Linked DNA regions of Homo sapiens: region 1 is linked to region 2. Evidence: read pairs that join two places in POLR2A ChIA-PET (ENCODE). Cell type or tissue: HepG2. All regions are shown on one strand.

Evidence for each region. ChIA-PET counts read pairs that join two places held together with the same protein. Peaks named below come from ENCODE experiments on the same cell type or tissue, not always from the same donor. Only the 100,000 strongest peaks of a DNase experiment are listed, where the experiment ranks them.
Region 1: POLR2A ChIA-PET joins it to region 2 with 5 read pairs; 2 of 35 experiments call an interaction of 5 or more read pairs at or near these places.

The regions. Positions count from the first base shown.
Region 1 is chr1:9,681,510-9,684,009 of GRCh38, forward strand. The region is part of intron 1 of PIK3CD (phosphatidylinositol-4,5-bisphosphate 3-kinase catalytic subunit delta); the gene reads left to right. The region is part of intron 1 of PIK3CD-AS2 (PIK3CD antisense RNA 2); the gene reads right to left. Among named protein-coding and RNA genes, the nearest start is that of PIK3CD-AS2, 4.8 kb to the right of the region's middle. In HepG2, no CTCF peak of the experiment used is centred here; no DNase peak of the experiment used is centred here.
Region 2 is chr1:9,531,984-9,534,483 of GRCh38, forward strand. No RefSeq gene overlaps it. Among named protein-coding and RNA genes, the nearest start is that of SLC25A33, 6.2 kb to the right of the region's middle. In HepG2, no CTCF peak of the experiment used is centred here; a DNase peak (open chromatin) is centred at 998.

The DNA of each region.
Region 1 (2,500 bases), 150 kb after region 2:
GTTAAAGCGATTCTCCTGCCTCAGCCTCCCGAGTAGCTGGGACTACAGGCGTGCGCCACTAGTTTCTGTATTTTTAGTAGAGATGGTTTCACCATGTTAGCCAGGCTGGCTTGAACTCCTGACCTCAGGCAATCTGCTCGCCTCCCCGCCTCGGGCTCCAAAAGTGCTGGGATTACAGGTGTGAGCTACCAAACCTGGCCCGGATTCTTTTATAATCTAATGTTAAAGGTGCTATCCCATCACTGTGCCATATTCTTTAGGTCACATTGACTGTGAATGTGGGTGGGGGCTACACAACGGTGAGAATCTCAGGACGGAAGTAACTGAATGTAGTTTCATATGGAGAGTGATCCAGCTTGTTCTGGAAGGGACTGCAGTCTCCCCGGGACTTAGCTTTGGAGAATGAGCCAGCTTGTTCTGGAAGGGATTTCAGTCTGCCCAGGACTTAGCTTTGGACCAGCTATGAGTTCTCTGTGATGAAATCTCAGCTTTTCCCAACTGCAGCTTCAACCTCCTGAGTTCAAGTGATCTTGTTGCCTCAGCCTCCTGAGTAGCTGGGACTACCACCACGCCTGGCTAATTTTTGTATTTTTTGTAGAAATAGGGTTTTGCCACGTTGGCCAGGCTGGTCTCCAACTCCTGAGCTCAAGCGATCTGCCTGCCTTGGCCTACCAAAGTGCTAGGATTACAGACATGAGCCACCACACCTAGCCAAGGCTGCGTTTTTATTTTTTATTTTATTATTAGTATTATTTGAGACAGAGTTTCACTCTTGTTGCCCAGGCTGGAGTGCAGTGGCGCCATCTCAGCTCACTACAACCTCCGCCTCCAGGGTTCTCCTGTCTCAGCCTCCTGAGTAGCTGGGATTACAGGCATGCCACTACACTTGGCTAATTTTTGGTATTTTTAGGAGAGACGAAGTTTAACCATGTTGGCCAGGCTGGTCTCGAACTTCTGACCTCAGGTGATCTGCCCACCTCGGCCTCCCAAAGCGCCGGGATTATAGGCGTCAGCCACCACGTCTGGCCTGGGTATTTATTTATTTATTTCGAGACGGAGTCTCGCTGTCTCACTCTGTTGTCCAGGCTGGAGTGCAGTGGCACGATTTCAGCTCACTGCCATCTCCGCCTCCTGGGTTCAAGCGATTTTCCTGCCTCAGCTTCCCGAGTAGCTGGGATTACAGGTGCACACCACCACAGGTGGCTAATTTTTGTGTTTTTAGTAGAGACAGGGTTTCACCATGTTGGCCAGGCTGGTCTCAAACTCCTGACCTCAGGTGATCCACCCTCCTTGGCCTCTCAAAGTGCTGTGATTACAGTCATGAGCCACCACTGGGGTTTTAAATGTGTAACAATGGATGTCCATTTTAGTGGGAACTGACCCTGTCCCTCAGGGACACTCATGGGCCAACCAGGAAAGGAGATGTCTCTGCTGACTTCTGTTAGATGGTGTAACCCATCATAGGGGTGACCCAGTGCCATGGTGGGACGTGTCAAACGCTTTCCCCACTGGGATTGGGCCCTGGACCTTTTTTTTTTTTTTTTTTGGGGGGCTGGGTCTCGCTAAGATGGCACCACTGCATGCCAGCCTGGGTGACAAAGGGAGACATTGTCTCAAAAAAAAAAAAAAAACCAAAAAACCAAAACAGGCTGGGCATGGTGGCTCATGCCTGTAATCCCAGCACTTTGGGAGGCAGAGGCGGGCGGATCACCAGGTCAGGAGATTGAGACCATCCTGGCTCACACGGTGAAAACCCATCTCTACTAAAAATACAAAAAATTAGCCGGGTGTGGTGGCGGGAACCTGTAGTCCCAGCTACTCGGGAGGCTGAGGCAGGAGAATGGCGTGAACCCGGGAGGCAGAGCTTGGAGTGAGCCGAGATCGCGCCACTGCACTCCAGCCTGGGCGACAGAGTGAGACTCTGTCTCAAAAAAAAAAAATAAAAACAACAACAACAACAACAAAAAAAACGAGCCTTGTGCCTTATAGCAGTGGGACAACTTGGTGTTAGAAGCAGTTTTAGGTGGTGGTTCCAGGTGGGTTCTGATTCCTGCTCTGTCACTTCCTGCACGGCTTCGGCGTCAGTTTCCTCATGAAGATGACTATTGTAACTATTTAGTGGGGTTGTTTTGAGGATTTTATGAGATCTTCAGAGTTCTAGGGATCTCTTGCTACATAACAGCCTGTCCCAAGCTCAGCGGTATAAAGCAACACTGTGATGCTCACGGTCCCAGGGGCCAGGAATTCCGACAGAGCTCAGCAGGACGGCCTGGCTCTGCTCCCATGATATCTGGAGTCAGCTGGGAAGACTCTCAAGGGGTTGGTAACAACTTGAACAGGTGGGGTCTGGAATCATCTGGAAGTTTCATCACTCATGTCTGGTACCTGGGTGGGATGACGAAGGTTGGGCTCAGGTGGGACTGTCAACTTGAGTGCCTTCACATGGTTTCTCCTTCTGGCTTGCTTGGGTTGTGTCACTGCATGGCAGCGTCAGGGTAGT
Region 2 (2,500 bases):
GCCTCAGCCTCTGAAGTAGCTGGGATTACAGGCATGCACCACCACACCCGGCTAATTTTTGTAGTTTTAGTAGAGACGGGGTTTCACCATGTGGGTCAGGTTGGTCTCAAATTCCTGACCTTGTGATCCACCCTCCTCCGCCTCTGAAAGTGCTGGGATTACAGGCATGAACCACTGCGCCCCACCCCTTTTTTAAGGATTATATATGTTATTTTATTTTATTTTAATTTTTTGAGACGGAGTTTCTACTCTTGTTGCCCAGGCTGGAGTGCAACGGTGCGATCTTGGCTCACTGCAACCTCCAACTCCCAGGTTCAAGTAATTCTCCTGCCTCAGCCTCTTGAGTAGCTGGGATTACAGGCATGCACCACCATACCTGGCTAATTTTTAATAGAGATGGGGTTTGTCCATGTTGGTCAGGCTGGTCTCAAACTCACGACCTCAGGTGATTTGCCTGCCTCAGCTTCCCAAAGTGCTGGGATTACAGGCGTGAGTCACCGCACCCGGCCACAGGACGGGTGGATCACCTGAGATCAGGAGTTTGAGACCAGCCTGGCCAACGTGGTGAAACCCTGTCTCTACTAAAAATACAAAAATTAGCCAGGTGTGGTGGTGTGCACCTGTAATCCCAGCTACTTGGGAGGCTGAGGCACAAGAATCACTTGAACCTGGGAGGCAGAGATTGCAGTGAGCCGAGATCACGCCACTGCACTCTAGCCTGGACAAAAGATCAAAACTGTTTCAAAAAAATAAAAATTAAAAATACACACACATTAGAAACGTAAGTCTGGGCCTCTTAGACTTGAGATAGTGCACCAAAGTTGCCTCCTTATAAGAAATGATCATGAACATTTGTGGGCAGGGACAAAGAGCTCACACAAAGTTGGAAAAACACATTCCAGCCTTGTAGGCACAGAGCGGGACTCGCAACAGGCAGCGGCTTTTCCTTGTCAGAGCTGGAACAACACAGGCCTTTCATTAACGAGGCTTGACTTGCGGTCTCATTAGGCCCATAGCTGGAAACCTGGCTCAGGCTGGATCGGTTGAGGAGAAATGAGAAGAGGACCAGTGACCTGCTGGGTATTTGTCCTTTGCCCCCAAATCGCACTACCTGCTCCTGCTGCCCCTGGGCAGAAACAGGCCTCACAGCTTCCTCTCCCCCTAAGTGAGGCCTCCTGGGAGGTCCAGCCCCAGCCTTTGGCTCTCTGCTAAATTGAAATGCTCCTTACAATCCCCTGCAAAGAAATGAAACCCCAAACTTTTGGGAGAGGATGGAGGTTTTTCCAATAGCCAGCAGTTTTTGCAGAAAAACAAGGATTAAAGAAGCAATTAGTGGTTTGCCAACAAGCAGTCAGAGGAGAAAGCGAAATAAATCCACAACAGGTCAGCAGGAAGCCTCAGGCCCTTCAAATTTGGAATGGTTACAAAAAGCCCAAACAAGCTTCTCCTCTCCCACCGCACCAAGTCAGAGACCCAGGAACACCTAAATGAATCTCTGAGTATAACTGTCTGTGAACTTCTTCCTCTCTACACCTGGCATGTCATACATATATACATATATTTATGTCTGTAATCCACCTTGCTTTTTTACTTTATAAGTCAACTTTCTTTCTTTTTTTTCTTGACAAAAGTCTTGCTCTATTGCCCAGGTTGGATGGAGTGCAGTGGCACTATCCCAGCTCACTGCAACCTCCACCTCCCGGGTTCAAGCAAACCTCCACCTCCTGGGTTCAAGCAATTCTCCTGCCTTAGCCTCCCAAGTAGCTGGGATTACAGGCGCCCGCCACCATGCCCAGGTAATTTTTGTAGTTCCTTTTTTTTTTTTTTTTTTTTTTGAGACGGAGTCTCGCTCTGTCGCCCAGGCTGGAGTGCAGTGGCGTGATCTCAGCCCCCTGCAAGCTCCGCCTCCCGGGTTCACGCCATTCTCCTGCCTCTGCCTCCCAAGTAGCTGGGACTACAGGCGCCCACCACCATGCCTGGCTAACTTTTTTGTATTTTTAGTAGAGACGGGGTTTCACCGTGTTAGCCAGGATGGTCTCAATCTCCTGACCTCGTGATCCGCCCGTCTTGGCCTCCCAAAGTGCTGGGATTACAGGCGTGAGCCACCGCGCCCCGCCAATTTTTGTAGTTTTAGTAGAGACGGGGTTTTGCCATGTTGGCCACGCTGGTCTCAAACTCCTGGCCTCAAGTGATCAGCCCACCTCGGCCACCCAAAGTGCTGGGATTACAGGCTGAGCCAACTCGCCTGGCCTACTTTATGGTCAACGTTTCTAAAATACATTATAATTAACATACAATAAAATGCACCCATTTTAAGTATGACTTTTAACGAGTTTAATTCTCACTGTATGGGCCGGGCGCAGGGACTCAAGCCTGCAATCCCAGCACTTTGGGAGACTGAGGCGGTGGATCACCTGAGGTCAGGAGCTCGAGACCAGCCTGGCCAAAATGATGAAATCCCATCTCTACTAAAAATACAAAAAATTAGCTGGGCATGGTA